Regions from separate parts of the Homo sapiens genome. Here region 2 is linked to region 1. A link is a contact called in ENCODE Hi-C or POLR2A ChIA-PET data. All regions are on one chromosome and are shown on one strand. Each heading gives the region's core, a stretch centred on a gene start or an enhancer-like site at or near the end of the contact. The rest is flanking DNA. Distances are from core to core; before and after follow the strand shown.

Region 1 (6,525 bases), core at 3,838-6,337:
TAAGGAAGGGAAATCTCAGCCTGGGCAAAGGCTTGATACTGAGAGACTTAAATGCTCCCCTCAGGGCAGCAACAGCCTTAAGGAAGAGCATTTTAGGTCCAACTAGGGCGCAACTAGGGCGCAAAGGTCCAGAGGTAGGAAGGCTCAGACATATTCAGACCTTGAGGATGTTAATGAAGAGTTATTAGGCAGAGTGCTGCGGCTCTGCCTTGAGCCCCATCTTGTCGCTCCAGGTCGTGGGTGAGCCTGTACTGTGTGCTTAGTAAGGGGGAACTGGGCTTCTACAAGGACTCCAAGGGCCCGGCATCCGGGAGCACACACGGTGGGGAACCGCTGCTCAGCCTGCACAAGGCCACCAGCGAGGTGGCTAGTGACTACAAGAAAAAGAAGCATGTCTTCAAGCTCCAGTGAGCCCCCCAATGGGCAGGAGGGAGGGATCCAAGGCTCAGCTTCAACTCCCAGTGGGACCCTGGCTTCCCTGGGGGACACTTGGTGGGCAGGTGGGCTGGGCCCCTTCCCCAGATCTCTGAAGTCCTGTGTCCCTTCCTGCAGGACCCAGGATGGCAGTGAGTTTTTGCTCCAGGCAAAAGATGAGGTGAGATCTGGTCCTTTCCTCCCTCTGTGTGGACCTCAGTAATGACCTGGCTGTCTGGCTCCTGACCCAGAGTGATGGGGCTGTGAGAAGGGACACTCACAGGCCAGAGTTATCAGGGCTGTAATGGGAAAGCCCACAGGCACTGAGAGCCCAAAGGAGGTTCCTAACCCAGTGGGGAGTGGGAAGGGCTTCAGGGAGGGCTGCCTGCAGATCCTGATGACAAAGTCCAACATCTTTGCCGTGGTCACTCAGGTGAGACTGGAATGGAGGGAGTTCGCTTTAAAAAGGGGTGATTTGGCCAGGCGCGGTGGCTCACGCTTGTAATCCCAGTACTTTGGGAGGCCAAGACGGGCAGATCACCTGAGGTCAGGAGTTTGAGACCAGCCTGGCCAACATGGTGAAACCCCGTCTCTACTAAAAAATACAAAAATTAACTGGGCATGGTGGCAGGTGCCTTAATCCCAGCTACTTGGGAGGCAGAGGCAGGAGAATCGTTTGAACCTGGAAGGCGGAGGTTGCAGTGAGCTGAGATGGAGCCATTGCACTCAAGCCTGGGGGACAACAGCGAGACTTCCTTCGAAAATAAAATAAAAATAAAAAGGGTGATTCAGAGGGACAGTGGGGGTCTAAAAAAAGGAGTGATTCAGGTTGGGCACCATGGCTCAGGCCTGTAATCCCAGCACTTTGGGAGGCCAAGGCAGGAGACTGCTTGAGCCCAGGACTTCAAGATCAGCCTGGGCAACACGGAAAGATCCCATCTCTATGGGTAATAATAATAATAAATTAGCCGGGAGTGGTGGCACATGCCTGTGGTCCCAGCTACTCAGGAGGCCGAGTGGAAGGATCACCTGAACCAGGGAGGTCAAGGCTACAATGAGCTGTGATTGTACTATGGCACTCCAGGCTGGGTGACAGAGTGAGATTCTGTCTCAAAAACAAGAGGGGGTGGGTGATCTAGGTAGAGGGAACTGCAAGTGCAGAGGACCAGAGGTGCAGTATTGCAAAGGGTTAACTGCTGGAGGGCAGAGTTCATGGAAGAAGGTCCCAGAAAGGTTCCCAGGAGATAGGTGTCTCAGGACAGGATGGGCCATTTGGAGGAGATTGGATTTTTTACCTAAGGGCACTGGAGAGCTAGGGGGGATTACAGTGATGTGTAAAAAAGATTCCTGGCTGGGCGCAGTGGCTTACGCCTGTAATCCCAGCACTTCGGGAGGCCGAGGCGGGTGGATCACCTGAGGTCAGGAGTTTGAGGCCAGCCTGACCAACATGGAGAAACCCCATCTCTTATGGTGCATGCCTGTAATCCCAGCTACTCGGGAGGCTGAGGCAGGAGGATTGCTTGAACCCGGAAGGCAGAGGTTGCAGTGAGCTGAGACAGCGCCATTGCACTCCAGCCTGGGTAACAAGAGCAAAACTCCATCTCAAAAACAAAATAAACAGGCCGGGCATGGTGGCTCACGCCTGTAATCCCAGCATTTTGGGAGGCCGAGGCGGGCAGATCACAAGGTCAGGAGATCGAGACCATCCTGGCTGACACGGTGAAACCCCGTCTCTACTAAAAATACAAAAAAATTAGCTGGGCATGGTGGCGGGCGCCTGTAGTCCCAGCTACTTGGGAGGCTGAGGCAGAAGAATGGCTTGAACCCGGGAGGTGGAGCTTGCAGTGAGCTGAGATTGCGCCACTGCACTCCAGCCTGAGCGACAGAGCGAGACTCCATCTCAAAACAAAACAAACAAACAAAACAAAACAAAACAAAACAAAACAAAAAAAGATTCCTTTGGCTACCTGGGTGGGTAGCCCAGGCCGCGGCCAGGGCAGGGACCCAAGTGGGAGAGCGCATGGCTGGGCCACACAGGCCTGTGGGGAGAGGAGGAAGAGGAGTCTGAGAGAGGCAAGCATAAAGGTGGTTTGAAGAGATGTTGAGAGTAATAACTAACACTTGTTATCTCATTCAATCTTCACAAGATGCAATGAAGAAGTGGGCTTTTTTTTTTTTTGAGACAGAGTTTCTCTCTTGTCACCCAGGCTGGAGTGCCATGGCGCAATCTCAGCTCACTGCAACCTCCACTTCCCGGGTTCAAGCGACTCTCCTGCCTCAGCTACCTGGGTGACTGGGATTACAGGCTTGCGCCACCATGCCCGGCTAATTTATGTATTTTTAGTAGAGACGGGGTTTCTCCATGTTGGTCAGGCTGGTCTCAAACTCCTGACCTCAGGTGATCCACCCGCCTCAGCCTCCCAAAGTGCTGGGATTACAGGCATGAGCCACCACACCCGGCCAGAAGTAGGCCTTTACCCACTACATGCCTTCTTTTACTTATCTGCACAATGAAGATTAAAAATAGTTTCTTGGCCTGGCATGGTGCCTCACACCTGTAATTCCAGCACTTTGGGAGGCTGAGGTGGGCAGATCATTTGAGGTCAGAAGTTCAAGACCAGTGTGGCCAACGTGGCGAAACCCCATCTCTACTAAAAATACAAAAAGTAGCCAGGCATGGTGGCACGTGCCTGTAGTCCCAGACACTCAGGAGACTGAGGCACAAGAATCTCTTGAACCTGGGAGATGGAGGTTGCAGTGAGCTGACATCGAGCCATTGCACTCCAGCCTGGGGGACAGAGCAAGACTCTGTCTCAAAAAAAAAAAAAAAAAAGTCTCTTATCATAGGGTTACTGTGAGAATTAAATTGCTCCATGTTTAATTGATACATGATAAACTGATACTTAGCACAGGGCCTAGTAAATATCAGTGCTCTAGTAGTGCCTGCCCATATTATTATCATTGTTTGTGTCATTTATCTCTGTAGTAGGAAGTATATACAATCCTATTGCATAGGTTTAAGGGAATTAATCCACTAAAGTGTTTGGAACAGAGCCTGGCACATATTGCTATGTAACTGCATCATCATCATCATCCCTTTTTAATAGATGAGAAAACTGAATTTCAGAGAGGGTAGTCTGATCTGAAATTCACCTATTATTCCAGCTTCTCTCTTCCAAATACGGCCTCTGTGCCCTGTTTCTTCCCCCAGGAGGAGATGAACGGCTGGCTGGAGGCTGTAGCTTCCTCGGTGGCGGAACACGCAGAGATCGCCCGCTGGGGCCAGACACTACCCACTACTTCATCCACAGATGAGGGCAACCCTAAGAGGGAAGGCGGAGATCGCAGGGCCAGCGGGCGCAGGAAGTGACTTCCCACCCCCAGGACCTGACACATCTCGTCTCCCCTCTTTTCCGCACTGTGGGCACAAAGACACTTTTTCTTCCGCAGGGGCGGGAGCCCCTAGTTCCAACACTGAGGACGCGTGACATGGTGGGCACCGGAAAGGAGGGGACTTCTCCTGCACCCCAAGAAGTGGTGGGGAGATTGCTGCCCCTATAGCCATATCTCGGCCCCTTCCCACTCACCACCCCCACCCCAGGTGCTGGGGGTCCCTTATTTTTATGCAATAACTGAGCTTGATGGGGGTGGGCAGGGGGCCAGTTGAGCCAAGCCCCCAGCCCCGATCTGCAGATCCTGCCCCAAGAAGCTGGGGTGGTGGGGGCAGTAATTCCTGCCCCCCTCTCTGCCCTAGGGATGGGCACGGGGGCGCTGGTGAGGTCCCCTGGACCATCCAGGGTGCTAGGGGGCAGGGAGGGGACACCCCCTCCCCGCCTTTACCTCACTTCCAATGCTGCCTTGATCTCTGTCTGGGAGGGGGGAGTGAAGGGGCCCTAGCCCCCTGCACTCCGCCGCCTCAGAGCCATGCGGTTAATTCCTGACTTAGTTTATTTTTGCAAAACGTCGATCTCCTCCTCCCCCGCCCCGCATCCGCGAAGGCTTTTAATGGGAGGGGCGTCAAAGCTCAAAACTGTTTTCCTCTCTCCTCCCCCCTCCAGTTGTAAATGCCACTTCATGAGGGGAGGGGCGAGGGGAAGCCCACCCCTGCATGCTTCTGGCTGGAGCACCTCCCTGGGGAGTCGGGGGATTGGGTTGTGGGCAGTCCCCATGGCCGCCTGGAGAAGCCGCTGGGGCCCGGGGGTGTGGGGCGGTGTGGCGGGCGCACACTGTATGTACCTATAATAAACCCTTTGGCTTTGACGGTCTATGGTCCTTTGTTTGGGTTTTCTGGGCTGCGCCCGGGAGGATTGAAAGGAGGGCTGTGGTGGCTGTAGGGGTGGGTGCGGGGTGGGGAGAGGGGCACGGGGGTACCGTGGCTGCGGAGAACATCCAGATGTACCCTTTTATGTGGACTTAATTTCGGGGTCTAAACACACGCCCCTTGACGAGAACCTAGAGGGATGGAGAATATTTCGTTATGCTTCGTAATAAACTTCCCCAAAGGAGACTCCGGGTCCGCCCCGTCAAGTTCAGGAAAGGCGGACCCCTTTAAGGAGGCGGAAAAGTTAACCGCGATGGGCAGGCGCTCTGTCCAATCGCTAGTGACTCCTGGAGTCTCTGGCCCAATGAGCAGCCTATGGAGGCGGGGTCCGGGTGCACACCCGGAAGTGGGTGCGGGCCAGCCGGCTCGCCCGGGGGCCATGGCAGCAGCGGCTACTGCAGCCGAGGGGGTCCCCAGTCGGGGGCCTCCCGGGGAAGTCATTCATCTGAATGTGGGAGGCAAGAGGTGAGTGTGGGAGACTCCTGAGGTCCCATCCTCGGGGGCGGGAAGCGGGGTGGGAGTATCCGCCTCTCCTGGGGGAATCCCTGTCCATCAAGGGTTGCTCCGCCCCCCCCCCCTTTGGAGGCGCGAGATTCTGGAAAAACGCCGGGGGAGGGGGAAGGGGAGGGAACCCTGGATCCTGCGGGAGGGGGACGCATTCCTCACCCGCTCCTCTTCATCTCTTGCGTCCGTTTACCTTCCCCGCCCAGATTCAGTACCTCTCGCCAGACTCTCACCTGGATCCCAGACTCCTTCTTCTCCAGGTGATCGGGAGAGCGAGTTTGGGGCGAGGGTAGGAGGGATGGAGAGGGCGTGGGAGACCTAATATCCACTCCCCCGGCCCGTGACGCCTGCTCGGTGTCCCTTCCCTGCAGTCTTCTGAGCGGACGCATCTCGACGCTGAAAGATGAGACCGGAGCAGTGAGTCGGACAAGAACTGAAATGGGATGGGGGGGAGGGGTTGGTAGGAAGAGGGGCAGGACCCCACTCAGTCCTGCCTTTTACCCCATCCATCCTCTGCCCCCCTTTCCCGCAGATCTTCATCGACAGGGACCCTACAGTCTTCGCCCCCATCCTCAACTTCCTGCGCACCAAAGAGTTGGATCCCAGGTTGGCATGGAAAAAGGGGAGGGAGTCCCTCACTGTCTTCAGTCCCTGAGGAGTTCTTTCACCTCCTCTGAATGTCCACGTGAGCTCCATTCTATTAGAATTCTCATTCAGAACCTTGATCACAGGCCGGGCGCGCCGGGATTGCTCACGCCTGTAATCCCAACACTTTGGGAGGCCGAGGTGGGAGGATCACTTGAGCCCAGGATTTGGAGACTAGCCTGGGCAACATAGCGAGACCCCTTCTCTAAAAAAGCAAACAGGCAAAACTTCATGAGAATCTTGATCATGTTAAAATTTTATGTCCTTCGATTTCTCCCTACACACACACACACACACACACACACACACACACACACACACACTCAACATTTCCTCCACCCATATCATCACTCCTTAGCATCTTTATTCCATCAAAACTTTCTACCCCTTGACATTCTCTGTGCAGTTTTGAAAATTACCCTCTCAGCATTCTCTGTTCACCCCCACACCTAGACCCTGACCTCTAGTCAATTCTACTACCCAGGGGTGTCCACGGTTCCAGCCTCCTCCATGAAGCCCAGTTCTATGGGCTCACTCCTCTGGGTAAGTGGGAGCCCCCAGCTATCATCCTCATTGTATAGAAAACCAACTCTGTGATGCTACCTGCCCCTCTTCCCCTTCTCTCCTGAAAGAGGGCTGGG
Region 2 (6,525 bases), core at 2,028-4,527, 35 kb before region 1:
TGGCTCACGCCTGTAATCCCAGCACTTTGGGAGGCCAAGGCGGGTGGTTCACTTGAGATCAGGAATTCAAGACCAACCTGGGCAACATGGCAAAACCCCGTCTCTACTAAAAATACAAAAATTAGCCGAACGTGGTGGCACATGCCTGTAATCCCAGCTACTCGGGAGGCTGGGGCATGAGAATCGCTTGAACTTGAGAGGCGGAGGTTGCAGTGAGGCAAGATTGCACCTCACTGCACTCCAGCCTGGGTGACAGAGTGAGACTCTGTCTCAAAAAAAAAAAAAAAGAGAAAGAAAGAAAGAACGGCAGCCAGACCATGGCACCATAGCAGGGAAGAGCTGGGGAGATAATACCCCAGACTCACTTTCCTCTGGGCTTCCCTTTGTCAGCCAGGGCTGGCTTCATGGGTGTTTGCCCGTGCAGTGACACAGGGCTCCATGCTTGGTTTAATGCCCTACTATTGATGTCTTGAATTTTTTTGTTTTTGAGGCAGTTTCTACCTCTGTCACCCAGGCTGAAGTGCAATGGCGTGATCATGGCTCACTGCAGCCTTGAACTCCTGGACTCAAGTGAACCTGTCACCTCAGCCTCCTGAGTAGCTGGGACTACAAGCGTGTGCCACCACGCCCAGATAATTTTTGTAGTATTTTATAGAGACGGGGGCCTCACTGTGTTGCCCAGGCTGGTCTCAAACTCCTGGCCTCAAGTGATCCTCCTACGTTAGTCTCCCAAAGTGCTGGGATTACAGGGGTGAAGCACTGCCCCTGGATAAAATTCTTAATAAATATTTGAACAAGGGACCTTGTGTTTTCATTTTGCACTGAAAAGTATAAGCCATGTTTGAGGCCAACCCACATGGAAGCCAGAGGACAGGAGGGCTGGTCCATGCAGGTCAGTCCTGCACAGGGCAGGGTGAAGAAGCTTGGACTATGGGTCTCAAGATCCCGGGCTGAAGCATCCATCCACCTCGGCCTCCCAAAGTGCTGGGATCACAGGCGTGAGCCACTGCCCCAGCCTATTGCTAGGATTCATAATTATCTTGCAGTGATTACTAATTCTTCCCCAGCAGTGTTTTGCAGTGGCTGAAGGCACAGACTTGGGACTCCAGCAGGTCTGGTTCTGAGTCACAGCTCTCCCACTTGCTGCCTTCGTCTCTCCCTCTGAGCCTTGGATGCCTTCTCCTTGCAATGGGAAGGACCTCAATGCTCACCCCCTGGTGGATAGCAGGAGTGTGGGAAGCAGCAGAGCATCTCAGTGAAGGGCATGGATGCTGGCGCTGGGCTGCCTGGGTCAAGCCCTGGCTCTGTGCCTTATCACCTGGATAGCCCAAGGAGGTTACTTTTCTCTCCATGCTTCAGTTTCTTTTTCTTTTTTTAAGAGGGAGTCTCACTCTGTTGCCCAGGCTGGAGTGCAGTGGCAGGACCTCGGCTCACTGCAACCTCCGCCTCCTGGCTTCAAGTGATTCTCCTGCCTCAGCGTCCTCCTGAGTAGCTGGGATTACAGGCACCTGCCACCACGCCTGGCTAATTTTTGTATTTTTAGTAGAGACGGGGTTTCACCATGTTGGCCAGGCTGGTCTCAAACTCCTGACCTCAAGTGATCCACCCACCTCCGCCTCCCAAAGTGCTGGGATTACAGGCATGAGCCACCGCGCCTGGCTGTGCCTCATTTTCTTCTTCAGTAAAATGGGCATAATGATATTTCTGACCTCATAAGGACATTGTGAAGGTGAAAAGACATAATGCATTAAGTGGTTTCAGAACTGCTGACCCAACAAATCTAAGATTCAGTATTTATTCACAGGTCTTTAATTTTTTTTTTTTTAGACCAAGTTTTGTTCTTGTCACCCAGGCTGGAGCGCAGTGGCACAATCTCGGCTCACTGCAACCCTCTGCCTCCTGGGTTCAAGTGATTCTCCTGCCTCAGCCTCCCGAGTAGCTGGGACTATAGGCACCCGCCACCATACCCGGCTAATTTTTGTATTTTTAGTAGAGATGGGGTTTCGCCATGTTGTCCAGGCTGGTCCCAAACTCCTGACCTCAAGTGATCCGCCCGCCTCGGCCTCCCAAAGTGCTGGGATAATAGGCATGAACCACCGTGCCTGGCCAGTCTTTAATTTTAACTGTCATAAAACTGAGAGCATATCACCATCACTCTACTGTTTTCAAAAGCTAGTTGTTTCACCTTCCCTTTGGTTGTTACTTATGTGATACACGGTTACTTCATTTGTTTTTGTTCATATTCCATTTGGGGCATTTACCCCTCTCCATGCTGCTTTTTAATTTTAATTTATTTTTATTTTTTGATAGATGGGGTCTCACTATGTTACCCAGGCTGGTCACAAACTCCTGGGCTCAAACAGTCCTCCTGCCTTAGCCCCTCAAAGTGCTGGGATTATTCGCGTGAGCCACTGCACCTGGCCCCAAAACACATTTTAAAAAAGCAACATGGATGATTGGGCACAGTGGCTCATGCCTGTAATCCCAGCACTTTGTGAGGCCAAGGCAGGAGGATCGCTTGAGCCCAGGTGTTCCAGACCAGCCTGGGCAACATAGCGAGATTCACATGCCTGTGTTCCCAGCTACTCAGAAGGCTGAAGTGGGAGGATCACTTGAGCCCAGGAGGTTGAAGCTGCAGTGAGCTGTGATCGTGTCACTGCACTCCAATCTGGTCGACAGAGTGAGACCCCCATCTCAAAAAAAAAAAAAAAAAAAAAAAAAAGAAAAGTAATTTGGAGGTGGTAAATGAAATATTTATATAGTGTTAAAAGTTAGAACCATCTTTAGCTCACTTGCTTTTGCCAAATTGCCTGCCCAGGTCCTTCTGTGGCTGCTCACTCTCTCCCCAGCAGTACACATGAGCTCCTGTTTCCTCTCGTCCTTGCCAACACTTGGTTTTGTCAGACATTTTAGATCTTTCTCAGTCCGATGGCTGGGAAGTGGTATCTCACTGCAGTGTGTGTATTTGTATTTTTTTCCAATGCTACTGGCGAGCTTGACCATCTTTGACCTTCTTTTGTACTATTTAGGTTTTAGAGGAAGGAGTTGGGGCCTCCTGCTTTAGCCAGAGTACAGAGTTAGCTCTTCCCTCCCTGTAGGGGGTTCAGTCTCAACCAAGCCCAGCAAACCATGAGATGGGGGTCCCCATTGTTCAAGGGAGGGGCTGAAGCCCAGAGGAGACAAGGGAGTGGCCCTGGGGTCACACAGTGATGGGTGCCAGAGGCAGGCTCCAGCACGAGACTCCTGGGCCCTTTTCCCAGCAGAGGGAGCCCGAGGCAGGAAGTGACTGTGTGGGCCAGGGCACCCAGACGGAGCCCAGCTGCCCCTCAGGAGCTGCTACTGGGGAAGGGACCTGCCAAGGCCCTGCTGTCCCCTGGGGCATACACAGGAGAGGGGTTGGCTGCCATCCAGCCTGGCACGTTTCCTGGCTGTCCCATCCACCCTTAGGGCACTGGGGCCAGGCTGGGCTGAGGGAGGTACTGGCTCGGGGTCTGAGGGGTGTAGTGGTGTGCAGTGTGTGAGCGATCTGTCCCCCTCAGCCTCTCTCCTGTCCTCCCGTCGCCATCTCTGTGTCTCTCTCTTCCCTTTGTGTCCCTCTCTGTCCTACTCTCTCACTCCCTTCTCTCTGTCTCTTTATTTATTTTGAGACAGAATCTTACTCTGTCACCCAGGCTGGAGTGCAGTGGCGCGATCTTGGCTCACTGCAATCTCCGCCTCCCAGGTTCAAGCGATTCCCCAGCCTCCCCAGTAGCTGGGATTACAGGCACCCGCCACCATGCCTGGCTAATTTTTGTATTTTTTTATTTTTATTTTTTCTTTTTGAGACGGAATCTCACTCTGTCACCCAGGCTGGAGTGCAATGGCACAGTCTCAGCTCGCTGCAACCTCCGCCTCCCGGATTCCAGCGATTCTCCTGCCTCAGCCTCCCAAGTAGTTGTGATTACAGGCGTGAGCCACCACGCCCGGCTAATTTTTGTATTTTTAGTAGAGATGGGGTTTCACCATGTTGGCCAGGTTGGTCTTGAACTCCTGACCTCAGGTGATCTGCCTACCTTGGCCTCCCAAAGTTCTGGGATTACAGGCATGAGCCACCACCCCAGTCTCTCTGTCTCTTTTTATTTGACTTCTCTGTCTCTGCCTCCTTCCCGTGTTCCTCATGTCCTCCTTGTGTCCTCTCCCTCATCCCGTACCACACCCGCTGCTGCAGCAGGCTCTCTGGGACCCCACCTCCCAGGTCCTGGCCACGTGACCCAGAATCCTCTCTCGGGGCCTGTTGCCAAGCTGTGCTTCCTGGCCAAGAAGCCAGATGGTGGAGTCTCAAGTCCTGGCTCCCCAGCCCTCAGGGACCTGGCCAGCTGGTCGGCCTCAGCCACAGGCTCCTGCTTGGAGAGATGGGGGACTGGTCTCCTGCCAGATGAGAAAATGCACTAGAGGCTTTGCAGCTGCCAGGCTCTGTCCCTGGGGACCCCACACTTTTTCCAGGCCCACCCCCACCCTAAGCAAAGCTCTTTCTCTGGCCAAGGAAACACCCTCCTCCCCCCTGTTCTGCTTCTCTGTCCCATGTTTTTGTATCCAGCTCAGCATGGCCTAGGAGAGGAGTGCACATTCAGGGACTATACAGTCCCAGTCCTTGCCTTATTGGGACTCAAGGCAAGGGACCCCATCCTTTCTTTCTTTCCTTTTTTTTTTGTTTTTGTTTTTTTGTTTTTTGAGACAGAGTCTCACTCTGTTGCCCAGGCTGGAGTGCAGTGGCGCGATCTCAGCTAATTATGTCTTCATAATTCACAAATTATGTCTTCAATTTATGAAGGTGCTGGCTCGGGGTCTGAGGGGTGGAGTGATCAGTAACTCAAATTACGTCTTCACAAATCTCCTTGTCTTCATTTCTGAGCACCGCTTTCTTCTGTGTTGGCCTCATGGTCAGGGAGTCCCTGATGTTGGCAGGATGACCCCAGGATGCCCGGCCTACCTCCTCCCAACTTAGGAAGCCCATGGGAAAGAGAGCATCTCTTCTGTGCACACACATTTTCCTGGCGAAAATGGGGAGAGTGGCCGGGCACAGTGGCTCACACCTGTAATCCCACACTTTAGGAGGCCAAGATGGGAGGATTGCTTGAGGCCAGGAGTTGGAGACCCGCCTGGCCAACACAGCGAGACCCCACCTCTACCAAAAAAGAAAAAGTGGGAAGAGTTTTCATTGGCCCATCTAAGGTTACGTGCTCATATCTGACCCAATCTTTATGACCAGGGTGTTTTCAGTGTTCTGCTTGGCCCCACTTGGGTCATGTGATTACCCATGACTCTCTAGGTTTCATTTGCCCTTCAGGAAGCTCAGGACCTGAGAGTGAGTTTTGATGTATTTGGAAGGAGAGGATGGATTTTGGGCAGGCAAAACCAACAACTCTGCACTACAGAACTTTGAATCAAGAAGTCTTGGCTTGGTTCTTGAGTTTGGGGTTTTGTTTTGCAGTCATTTGTGGTAATCTGCTACCACTTAATTTTTTAATTGTTATTTTGTTTTCTTCTCTAGCTTTCCTCCATCTGTTTAGAATTACAAGGGTAATATATGAATATATTCTTTTGGGAAAAAATTTTACTAACCGAGCAGTCTTCAGTAAAACATAAAGTCTCACTCCTATCTGCCTCCCAATCCCACATCCCAAAGAGAGCCTCAGTTATTTGGTGTGCATCCATCTAGACCTCTTTCTGTGCATTTACAAGTGTACCTATATGGATGTTTAATGTTTTTATATTATTTGCTTTTCATGTTTAATTTCAATTTTTGAATAAATAAATTTTCATGGTGAAGACATCAAAACCTCTAGGGAAATCCCATGGGAAAATTATCGCCTTCATCCCTGTTCCCCATTCATTAAGTTCTCATCCCCTCCCCCAGTAAGTACCATCTGTTATGAACTTCTTGTTTACTCCAGGGAATTTTTATGCATGTGCAATCCACTATAAATTTATATTCATAGGTAGGTTCTAAATTGCTTCTTCTTCTTCCTCTTTTTTTTTTTTTTTTTTGTTTGTTTGTTGTTGAGACTGAGTTTCGCTCTTTTTGCCAAAGCCGGAGCGCAATGGCGCGATCTCAGCTCACTGCAACCTCCGCCTCCCGGGTTCAAGCAATTCTCCTGCCTCAGCCTCCCAAGTAGCTGGGATAACAGGCGCCTGCCACAATGCCCGGCTAATTTTTTGTATTTTTAGTAGAGACTGGGTTTCACCATGTTGGCCAGCATGGTGTCTATCTCTTGACCTCGTGATCCGCCCGCCTCAGCCTTCCAAAGTGCTGGGATTACAGGCATGAGCCATTGTGCCCGGCTTTTTTTTTTTTTTTTTTTTTTTTGAGATGGAGTTTTGCTTTTGTTGCCCGGGCTGGAGTGCAGTGGCATGATCTCGGCTCACTGCAACCTCTGCCTCCCGGGTTCAAGTGATTCTCCTGCCTCAGGCTCCCGAGTAGCTGGGATTACAGGTGTCTGCCATCACGCCTGGCTAATTTTTTGTGTTTTTAGTAGAGATGGGGTT

The links. A loop is a pair of places that touch in the nucleus more often than their neighbours do. ChIA-PET counts read pairs that join two places held with the same protein, here RNA polymerase II (POLR2A). Pooled maps may share reads with other maps.
Region 2: a map of ascending aorta shows a loop between it and region 1 (2.0-fold over the local background). The contact joins the enhancer-like site here to the promoter of SHKBP1 in region 1. A Hi-C loop is called at or near these places in 7 of 168 maps with a recorded cell type or tissue (GM11168, aorta, ascending aorta and 4 more), 6 of 37 single-sample maps with no recorded cell type and 16 of 50 pooled maps. POLR2A ChIA-PET finds 5 or more read pairs at or near these places in 19 of 52 experiments (A549, AG04450, B cell and 16 more).

What each region holds. Positions count from the first base shown.
Region 1 is chr19:40,571,786-40,578,310 of GRCh38, forward strand. It overlaps SHKBP1 (SH3KBP1 binding protein 1), which reads left to right and starts at 5,088. Exons shown (of 18, transcript NM_138392.4): 1 at 5,088-5,200; 2 at 5,446-5,499; 3 at 5,611-5,656; 4 at 5,772-5,845; 5 at 6,369-6,427. The coding sequence starts at 5,115. It overlaps SPTBN4 (spectrin beta, non-erythrocytic 4), which reads left to right. Exons shown (of 36, transcript NM_020971.3): 34 at 234-407; 35 at 553-595; 36 at 3,626-4,679. The coding sequence ends at 3,784. RefSeq lists silencers at 4,477-4,566, 4,917-5,096, 5,117-5,186.
Region 2 is chr19:40,538,119-40,544,643 of GRCh38, forward strand. All of the region lies in intron 20 of SPTBN4 (spectrin beta, non-erythrocytic 4), which reads left to right. Among named protein-coding and RNA genes, the nearest start is that of SHKBP1, 35 kb to the right of the region's middle. Within about 2 kb of position 3,278, at least 7 of the 41 ENCODE cell types and tissues checked have a DNase peak (open chromatin) inside an H3K27ac peak, as active enhancers do; they include ascending aorta, where a contact is called at or near this core.